2 separate regions of the Mus musculus genome follow, and region 2 is linked to region 1. A link is a loop called in an ENCODE intact Hi-C map of the cell type or tissue named here. Cell type or tissue: left cerebral cortex. All regions are shown on one strand. Each heading gives the region's core, and the rest is flanking DNA. Links, peaks and the distances in the headings are about the cores only. Region 1 holds the start of H2ac22 (H2A clustered histone 22). Region 2 has its middle 8.5 kb from the start of H1f4.

What was found. A loop is a pair of places that touch in the nucleus more often than their neighbours do. Peaks named below come from ENCODE experiments on the same cell type or tissue, not always from the same donor. Only the 100,000 strongest peaks of a DNase experiment are listed, where the experiment ranks them.
Region 2: a loop joins it to region 1, with 3 times the contacts of the local background. A loop is called at or near these places in 1 of 42 quality-filtered maps.

The regions. Positions count from the first base shown.
Region 1 is chr13:21,784,678-21,790,062 of GRCm38, forward strand. It overlaps H2ac22 (H2A clustered histone 22), which reads right to left and starts at 2,571. Exons shown (of 1, transcript NM_178184.3): 1 at 2,097-2,571. The coding sequence starts at 2,541. The coding sequence ends at 2,149. It overlaps H2bc22 (H2B clustered histone 22), which reads left to right and starts at 2,811. Exons shown (of 2, transcript NM_178202.2): 1 at 2,811-3,214; 2 at 4,347-4,536. The coding sequence starts at 2,838. The coding sequence ends at 4,386. In left cerebral cortex, for the core only: a CTCF peak has its summit at 2,347; DNase peaks (open chromatin) are centred at 2,707 and 3,206; H3K4me3 peaks cover 1,360 bases; H3K27ac peaks cover 891 bases.
Region 2 is chr13:23,628,324-23,633,708 of GRCm38, forward strand. No RefSeq gene overlaps it. Among named protein-coding and RNA genes, the nearest start is that of H1f4, 8.5 kb to the left of the region's middle. In left cerebral cortex, for the core only: a CTCF peak has its summit at 2,514 (motif pointing right); a DNase peak (open chromatin) is centred at 2,534.

The DNA.
Region 1 (5,385 bases), core at 57-5,056:
TAGATGTGCCCCTGAGCTCCCACACTTTGCCAAAATGGGTTGGTTTTTTTTTTCCATATGTAATTATTTGGGAAGGAGAGATTCAAACTCCATCTTTGTGCTGCTTCCCCCTGTGCTTTTCTCAGACTTGCCACATATCTGCTGAAAAGTGATTCCTGTTTTCTTCATTCCAAAATCATTCAAGAATCAGAGTTGTTGCTCCATTATTATTATTATTATTATTATTATTATTATTATTATTTGCAGAGGGAGGAGATAAAAAAAAAACTGGCTCCTGTCCTCTTTCTCTACCCATGGAAAACAACTGCACCCAGACATTCTCTCCATTACATTTACAAAAAAGAGGCACAATGCAGAGGCCAAAGATGACTTTATTGCTAGAAAACCCATTTTAAAGGCAACGGTGTTGCTTGGTTCTTGAGATTCTAGCTGTTTGGAAAGAATTACCAAACACCTTATACTATCTTCTAGAGCAAATGAGTTTTCTCCCATTCTTCTCTTGCAATGTCAGTGATATTTACCTTTAAAATGTGTCAACATTTTTGTTACTCTTGGAAGTAATGCCACCTTTAATTTTAATAGTTTTTGTAAGTATATTGTGAAGTGTCCAAGCTGTCTGTTAATGACTCCATTCTCCGGGGCTTGTAGGTTGTGAGTGGTCTTGGCATCCTGCAGAAAAGCCTCAAGAATCTGCTTTCCTTGCAACAATTACTTTAAAACCAAAAAGCATTCTACTTATGGGAAAAGCACAGGCTCTGTGCACATTATTTGAAATTTTATAACACAAAACACTTGAGTCCTATTCTCTTTTTAATGAAAAGAGATAAAAACAGGAAGAAAAAAGAAGAAAAGAAAAGAAAGAAAAGAAAAGAAACTTCATCTAACTTTAAGCTTGGTACCTGGGACCTGCAAATTGACTTGACAAATGGCATCTTAGCAGGGAGAATGATTTATAAAATATATACAGAGAAAGCTTTGCAGCAAGCAAGCTCAAGAAAACGTAAAAATGAAGTTTACTGGCTCTTTTAAGGATCTGGAGAATAAATACATGGGAAGGTAAATACACAAACTAGTAACAGGAGAGGCTAACCAGCAAAAATCCTCAATGATGGGCATTATTTTTGGTAGGTCAGAGCACAATAATGGAAATTTTTCTTCATGGCATTGTAAAGGGAGACTTCTGTCAAGTGTTTCACCATCCCTGTGTTCAGTGTCATCTTCAATTAATCCTTATACCCAAGTGATATACTTGGGGTTAAACATTAAGTCCCCTATATAAAGTAGTTTGAAACTTGGCCGGTTTGGTTGCCTTGAGCATGTTTAATCCTGCTAATATTCTTCTTGGTGAGACTGAGTTAAATACTGAAAGAGATTGGGCCTGTGAAAGAAATCCCTGGCATTCTACTCTCCTGGATTCTCCTTTGCTTCCAAACATAGGTACTAAAGCCAGAATTCTTCAGTAAAGGGAAAAGTAGAAACTAGGGCTCCACTCTAAAAAAGCAGTAATGTGGGGACATTCATTCTTTATCCTTTCAAGAGCCTCATTCGGTACTGATGAGGAAAGACAGTTGCTGCACACGGGTCAAGAACCTGGACAGACCAGGCTTGCTGGAGTTTGCCTTTGTGCTAGACCAAATAGGTCAAATCCTGGATACCTTCCAAACGGCTTACATTCACTTTGCCATTAAGAGGTGGACTCTTTTCATGTTGCCAGTTTGCACATGTTTATCTTATAAGACTGCTCCTGTAAACTAGTTATGTATTCCAATATGGTTGAAAATCAATACAGGATGCTGTCATATGGTGACCTTAAGTACAAATTGCTGTTACTAGCTAACATTGAACTTTAGCTTTTGTAAATCAAAGACTGGCAGATAATAGCCTTTAAATATAATGGTTTTAAATTTGTAACCTATTTGCAACTCTGTAGCCACTTAGGGGAAAAGGTGGTGTTTTTATCTCTTTTCATTAAAAAAAGAATTGGACATGTTACCAAAATCACCTTGATAACTGAGGATCGGAGAAACAGATTCCTTCTATAGAAAGTAACAAAAAGTAGCAACCAATAAAGCTTAAGCTCCTTAAAAAGACAAATGTGTTAGCTCTGAAAAGAGCCTTTGTTTTTTAAATGATCAGGAAACAATTGTCTTATTTTCCCTTGGCCTTGTGGTGGCTCTCGGTCTTCTTCGGCAGCAGTACGGCCTGGATGTTGGGCAGGACGCCGCCCTGCGCGATGGTCACGCGGCCCAGCAGCTTGTTGAGCTCCTCGTCGTTGCGGATGGCCAGCTGCAGGTGGCGCGGGATGATGCGCGTCTTCTTGTTGTCGCGGGCCGCGTTGCCCGCCAGCTCCAGGATCTCGGCCGTCAGGTACTCCAGCACGGCCGCCAGGTACACCGGGGCGCCGGCGCCCACGCGCTCCGAGTAGTTGCCCTTGCGGAGCAGCCGGTGCACGCGGCCCACGGGGAACTGCAGGCCGGCCCGGGAGGAGCGGGTCTTGGCCTTGGCGCGAGCCTTGCCGCCCTGTTTGCCGCGTCCAGACATTCTAAACAAAAAGAAAGAACTGACAACTGCAAAGGCCAAAAGTGGAGGAGCTTGGCCTTTATAGGATTCTCCAAGCGCGAAAAAGAGCCTACGCGATTGGCTGGCTTCTTCTTTTCGTCTAGACCAATGGGAGGCGTTTATGCCGAAGCGTAGTTCCATTGGGCGCTACGCCATGAAAATTTGAAAATTTTAACCAATCAGAAATGTGTATCTCTAAGCCTCATTTGAATAACGCCTTATTAAAAAGCGAAGGGCTCACGGCGCAAGTTGTAGCGTGGTAGAGTTCCTGACCTAACATGCCTGAGCCTGTTAAGTCCGTTCCCGCCCCGAAGAAGGGCTCCAAGAAGGCCGTCACCAAGGCCCAAAAGAAGGATGGCAAGAAGCGCAAGCGCAGCCGCAAGGAGAGCTACTCGGTGTACGTGTACAAGGTGCTGAAGCAAGTGCACCCCGACACCGGCATCTCCTCCAAGGCCATGGGCATCATGAACTCGTTCGTGAACGACATCTTCGAGCGCATCGCGAGCGAGGCGTCCCGCCTGGCGCATTACAACAAGCGCTCGACCATCACGTCCCGGGAGATCCAGACGGCCGTGCGCCTGCTGCTGCCCGGGGAGCTGGCCAAGCACGCGGTGTCGGAGGGCACCAAGGCTGTCACCAAGTACACCAGCTCCAAGTGAGTTCGTCTGACTCACTCCAAACACAAAGGCTCTTTTCAGAGCCACCCACATTCTCAAAACAGAGATGGATTGCTTGTTAAGTGATTCTACCTTACTCGGACATATTAGTTACTATTTTTTAGGGTTAAGTAAGGGTTTTTGTCTTGAGGTTTTGTTTTGCATTTTTATTTTAATCCTAATATTGTTTTTCTGCCCCCAGCTCTCCTAGAATTCTCTGAAGTCAGGTTAACCTCTGAGATCGAGGGCTGATCTCTCTGTCCTGAGTACTTAGGTTAAGTTCCTGCACCCACACTGTCATTAACAATTGTTTCTAATTAGTATCCCAGAATCTATGAGGATTTCTTAGTTTAAATTTAGCCTGTCTTGTTAAGTGCTACCACCTAATGTCTCAAATCTGCTTTTGAACTCCTGCTGAGACGTCACAATAGATTCTGTTCAATAAGATACCTCATTGGAGCCCCGAGGTCTACATGATTCTCGCTGAAAACTTGAGATGTAGTCAGGCGCAGCTTAATTTGATTGGGTCCTGTTTTCTTGGTCGTTTGGTTTGAAGTTTTGTTTTCAGAATGAATTTCACTGGTTAGCAGTATATTCTCAAACTAATTCTAGCCAGGCTAACCTCCAGATTGGACATTCGGCCTCAGTTTCATAAATCGCTGGAATTACAGGCCTATACAACCAGACTTGTTCTTGCAAGGCCCCAGCTAAGCACCAAGGAAACAAAACTTTCCTCCGTTTTCCTAAGTGTATTCAACTTTTGTAAATTTCTTCTGTTCCACCTTCATTGTCTGCTGGTGTGGTGATGATTGGAATTAGATTGTGGGAGGAAAAAAACCTCAAAAGGATATTGATTGTTTGGGATTGTCCTGGAATTTTTCAGAGGATAAAATACTAAGTAAAGATTAAATCAAACCACTTTAAAGACGAAAAAGCCCTTTTTCTGTAAGTCCTCTAGGACAGTAAATGCAAATGGTGATGACTTAGGTGCGAATATGAACAGCTCAAAGTAGTTAAATATCAATGAGATTTTAGTGTGCCACTGCTAAAAGAAACATTAGCTGTGTATGACTTGTAAGGTCTTAATAAAGCCTAACCATTTTCCTTAATCATCTCCATTAATCTCTATAGAATCCTGTGGAACAAATTCTATTATCTTCCTTCCTTTTAAAGTTGAGGAAATTAAAATGATTGTACGGAAGCTGCAACATAAATAGAGGCTTGTCTGAGTGGAGACCGAAGTGTGAACTACCCTCCACAATATGATCCTGAAAAAGAAGTATTTAATACATTATAAAAATAAAGGTTTCAATCTATCCCATTATGTAATACAGTCTCTTCCATCCCTCCCCTTCCCCCGCCCCCGCCATATGAGTTTGGGGTTTGGGTTTTCCACGGAAGATTGGTACCTTTGGATCTTTGATTTTGTGTGTGCTCTGTAACAAGGCTTCACTAGAAAACCTCCTTCCTCAGCCTCACACTGCGCTTACAGGCTTGTTTTAGAGTTAGATGAAATTCAGACTGAATTCTTGTGAGGGAAAGTGAAGTTTTCTTGTCTCCTTTCACTGTGCCATGATTAACAATGTGGTGGTAAATAGATTAGCCAGAGAAGTTGTGAGACCAAAACAGGAAATACATTGTTATTAACTCTCTATACCTCAGAAGAGTAAGTTTGTTTCCCACACCTAATGTATCCTGCAAAGCAGGTCTTTCAATGTACTCATCTTGTGGCTCCATGATGTATGATGCTCACCCCTTTGCCTTGCTAAACTCCTGAACCTGTGATATATGATTGCCTTTAGCCTTACTAAAATGTTTCTTACCAGATACCTTGATGACTACCCTTCCACGTGATGTATTTTTATAACTTATCTACCTCACAGGCAGCCTTGAGCCCCCGACTCTTCTGTCTTGATGTTAACAACACAACTTTTCTATCAGTCCTAATGTCCTCATAAAAGGTACCTCAAAAGCCAGTGAGGGGGCTGTTCTCTGAAATCTTAACCTTGGGAGAGGCAGCAGGCTTCCCAGTTCTAAATATAAAGCTTACTTTAATCAAGAGAGCTGTGGCTTTTGTGAGGTCTAACAAAGTGTGTAGGTATATTACATGAAAGAAAACCTAATACCCTGATCAGAGATGTCTTGAAGTTTATATTCCTTCTTAGTGCAG
Region 2 (5,385 bases), core at 280-5,279, 1.8 Mb after region 1:
GCACCATGGAGGAAAGCAGCTTACTGGTTTGCATCCACTGGCTGGCTTTCATGAGTTCAGTCAGCTTTCTTATACAAGGCAGAATCACTTCCCCAAAGGTGCACTTCTCAATCAGCAATCAAGAAGACCTCTCACAGACATAGCCACAGACCATACTTCAATTAATATTATAAAATTAATTTAAAAATACTGGGTCATACTTTAATTGAGACCTGTCTTATCAATTGACTCTGGATTGTGTCAACTTGAAAATAAAATCCCATCAGGATAATACATAAAATCACTCCAAGGAAAACACATCAGAGAAATGCAAGTCAAGGGACAGTCTTCAAAATGACTGACCATGATTGAGGATATGAGTGCATGGCTGAGTATTCAGTTAGCACACACAGGGAATTGCATTCAGTACCCAACCGATACCACTTTTCAAAATATGAGACCCATTGACAAACCCTTGCAGATTGGAAGAGACAAAAGAAAAACAAAAAACGAATTCCATGTGATATTCTGAATAATGTCTAGGAGCTAACAAAGGACACTAGTGGAATCTGTAGAATTTGGGAAAATATCTGAAGTTTAGTTAATATTGTATCAATATCTATTTCCTATTCTTGATAAGTATATGCAGCTATATAAAATATCAACATTGCTGAAAGCCTGTTGAAGGAAATAAGGAAATTCTTGCATGCTCCTTGCAACTTTTCTACAAATAAAAATAATTCAGAATAAAGCCTTCCTCAGAGTGGTAGATTTTTCATTCTTGTGTCTAAATCTGCATGTATTTATGTATTTTCTAAATTTTTTTTGTGGTAGTTTTTTTTCCTGGTGCTAATATCTTCAATAATTCAGATACTGTTCTTCTTTCTCATAACCTGGACTTTTAGTGAAATAATTTACATTTATTTTTTTTATTAATTTAATATGTACATGTATCCTTGAGCAATATGGTCCAATTTGCCTTGCTTTTGAAATTATTAGAAAATAATTTGAAATAACATCAGAGTTAGTGTTTTGTACCTTATTGTTGGAAGTGGGGCTTATTTGCTTTTTGTTTTGTTTTGTTTTCTCTTTAACAAGAGATTTCCTTAAGTGTTTTGTTTTTGTTTTGGGCTGTTGTTGTCCTTTTTTTCTTAAGCAGAAGGTGTTCTATCAACATGGCATTTATAATCTTCCTGCCCCAGGCTCTGAATTGCTGGCATTACAGGTGAGTCTAATCATGTCCACAAGTCCAGGCTGCCTCTTTCCTAACTCTCTCGTGCTTCTCAGAGATCCTAACGCTGTGGCCTTTAATACACTTCTTCATGTTGTGGTGACCCCAACCACAACATTATTTTCATCGCTGCTTCATAACTGTAATTGTGCTACTGTTATAAATCATGATGCACCTATCTGGTATACAGAATATCTGATATGTGGTCTGTGTGAAAGGGTCATCCAACAATCCACAAAGGGGTCATGGCCCACAGGTTGAGAACCACTGAATTAGAGGCTGCTTCATATGATAAAAGTAGCCCAGAATATTTATTTACACATAGAGTAAATAAATCCACATTTTCCTAGTTACAATGGGGATAATTTATTTGTAACCTTGGATTACTGAGCTATCATTGGCAGTGCTGCTGTTGCCGCCAAATAAGATAACGACAGTAGCACGTGGAGGCCATTTAGATACTTTGCTTAGCCATTTTAGCTTTTAAACCACCCAAGTGCAAGGACCAGAAATATGAAGGTTTCCAGCTCCCTGCATCATGTCTCCTTAGCTGCAGTTCTGCATATCAAGGCACAAGGACAAACTGACTCCTCTGTACCCTGTCTGAACTTCTGATGCAACATCTGTTAGGAGGGTTAGACCTATTTCCTCTAGGTGGGTCCTTATCTTCTATTTTTCCCCATTTCTCAGTCACTCTATTTTACCAACCCAGCAGGAGACTAACACATCATTGAGGTCTACAAAGTGATTTCCAGGACAGCGAGGGCTACAGAGAAACCCTGCCTGGAAAAACAAACAAACAAAAACAAAACAAAACAAAAAAATCTAATCACTTTCCAGAAGACTACCACTGTGCAAGCCCCCCAGGACACGAACATATGGCCTGACCTTTCAAGTTAAACTGAGTGGGCAGAGTCAAATGTTTCTTTAAGTGGCTAAATTTTGTGGGTTCTTTGTTATATGGGAATGAATAGCCTAAACATTAATGGTTTACATTACTGTTGCATTTATTTACATTACATTACTGTAATTTAGTAACTGACTAGTTATTCTTTTTAGGAACTCATTTTGTTAATAAGCTTCATAAGCAAACACATTTTTATATCATTGACTCCCTCAAACACATTCACATTTGTATGGCCTATTTAAAACAAAAATTTGAAGTATTAATAGGTACCCCTTTTACACTTATTCTACATTTAACTTTTCCATTATTCCTTCTTTTTGAGTTTTAAAAAGTTTTATTTTCTGTGTCAGTGTTTTGCCTGGATGTATCTGTGTGCTACATGCCTGCAGTGCCTTTAGAGGCCAGAAGAGGACATTGGATCTCCATGAACTAGATTTATAGGCAGTAGTGAACCACCCAGTGTTGGTGCTGTGCTGCTAACCAGGGAGCCACCACTTCAGTACCCGGATTCCATTTTAATATTAATAATGATGATGATGATGATGATAATAATAATAATAATAATAAGCTTAATAGAGGCTGCCCAGTTACTATGGGATGCTTGGATGGAATCCTTTGAAATTTACAGCAAGTTAACCTTTTTTTTTTCCCCCCCAAAAATGTGTAGGTGGATAATGTTTGTATATAGGGATGAGCGTTTTAGTATGTGCTTCCTTGGGCCAGGAGATCTTAAGAATATAAGTGTTCGTTTACATGCTATTCTTATGAGCAGTACACAAATCTAATTCTGGAAATAAGGATATTCTCCAAGATGACATGGATGAAAAAATGCTTTCAGAGATGTCAACTACCTTCAAATTAATGTTAATATTTGTTCCATAATCATTTTCCTAATTAACATCTTTATCATTTATGTATTCAAAGATCTCATCGGTACCTTTAATAAAGAGATCTCAGTGAGAAAGAAGAGACTACTTTTGGATTTCTTCCTCCTCAGCTTCCTCCTCTATCTACTAGTTAGATTTTTGTTACTATAGCCAAGTATCTGAGGAAATCAACTTATAAAGAGAAGAAAGGTTTGCTTTGGCTGTTTTGGTGTGGACTTGGTTGGCTTGCTCCACTGTTTTGGGGACTGTGTTGAAGGTGTATATAATGGTGGAAAACTATCTTTTGGCTGCTCAGAAAACGAGAGAGAACAGGAGAGACTGTTGCCTGGCATCCTCATATACACTCTAATAATTTAGTATCCTCCCACTAGGCCCTGCTTTCTACAGGTTCTATGTTTTCCCACTAGCATTAAAGGGTGGGCACTAAATCTTCAACCCGCTGGGTTTTTGAGGACTTTGAAAATACATGTTCTAGCAATATTCTGATTATTACTTGATCTATTTTTCTGTACTCTATATTATATGTCTCTGCTGGTTTGAAAATCAAGCATTATCTATTAAATAGGATCATTAATTCATAAATACTGGTGGTTTAGGAGAAATGGTTAAACAGACAGACTCTTTGCAGAGTTAGCTATTACTATGTAACAAATTTCCCAATAAATGTGTATAAGTTACTTGTCTTGTTGCTATGACAAAATGCTTGAAAGGGCAAATTAAGTGAAGAGGGTTCATTTTGGCTAACAGATCTGAGGTGTAGGTCATCATAGTTGGGAAGAAATGGCTACAGGCATTCAAAGCTTCTGGCCGTCTTGTGTCCACAGTCAAGGAGTAGAGAGAGGCGAATGCTCCTAAACTCGTTTTGGTCCAATGCGGGACTCTGAACTAAGGAATGGTGCTGTCACACTGAAGGTGGGTGTACTGTCTAGTTTTGTGCCAACTTGAGACAGCTGAAGTTATCACAGAGAAAGGAGCTTCAGTTGAGGAAATGCCTTCATGAGATTCAACTGTTTAAGGCATTTTCTCAATTAGTGATCAAGGGGGAAAGGCCCCTTGTGGGTGGGACCATCTCTGGGCTGGTAGTCTTGGGCTCTATAAGAGAGCAGGATGAGCAAGCCAGGGGAAGCAAGCCAGTAAAGAACAACCCTCCATGGCCTCTGCATCAGCTCCTGCTCCCTGACCTGCTTGAGTTCCAGTCCTGACTTCTTTCAGTGATGAACAGCAATGTGGAAGTGTAAGCTGAATAAACCCTTTCCTCCCCAACTGCTTCTTGGTCATGATGTTTGTGCAGGAATAGAAACCCTGACTAAAACAGTGGGTCTTCAGATCTCAATTAACCTAGAGAAATTGCTCAGAGACATACTTATCTAGAAAATCTCACACAGACAAGCTTAGATGGTGATTCTAAATCTCATCAAGTTCACAGGCAAGAGTAGTCATCATAGTAGGTTGAAACTATAGTAAAGTTTTATTATCACATATAGCTTTCATGTGGTAGGAACTGGAGGTAATTAGTGAGTGGTGTCGAGTAGTGATTTCTCATGAGGTGTTGTTAGCTGGTCCTTCAGGTTTCTGTAGACTTAACCAGCCCACTGAATGGAGAATGGACTCTGAATCGCTAAGGTTTGGCAAGTCTGTGGTGGCTGTTGGCAGAAAGCTCTGTTTGGAGCACATGTGACCATCCACAAGGCTGCACAGCAACTCACATTGTGGCTTTTGGCTTCTCCAGAATGATTGATCCAGAAAAGAGAAAAGTGCCGTCTACTGCTCAGTGCTTTCAACAGGCCAGTTATATGTACTTCAGAAGGAGGCTGTACACGTCTGTAAACTACAGGTGAGAGTGACAGTTCTGCAGACAGCCCCTTGCACCAAATATCAAACCTCTCAATGACTAGGTGACTAAGGTATTTAGTCTTTTTTTCATTTTCCAGCTCTAAAATCTGGGTAAGGATATAGCAGTTGCTTACGCTGTTGCTCTCAATATTCCCTGCTCACTGTGAGAAGATTATCTGTTTTCATTGGTGTAGACTTGCAAGATCACTCCCATGGGAGGAATTCTTTTTGCTATTACATCTGTGTCATTCATCATCACATGATAAATGCGTAAGTAGAAGGTACCTATTTCCCAGCTCAGTGATTTCCCTGCATGCCATGTTATCTGAGTCTGGGTCCTTTTATGTTTAAAATACAGGGTAGAACTACTGTAGAGTGAATCACTTATAAACATCACCTGTCAATAAAAAAGCCAATGGACAATGAGCTAACACGGGGAACAGGAGGTGGGATACTGGCAGGAAGAGACAGGATTTTGGGAAAGAGTAAGAGACAAAAGAGAGATGCAGGGAGAGCTGTGAGAAATGAGATGGGAGACAGACCAAGAA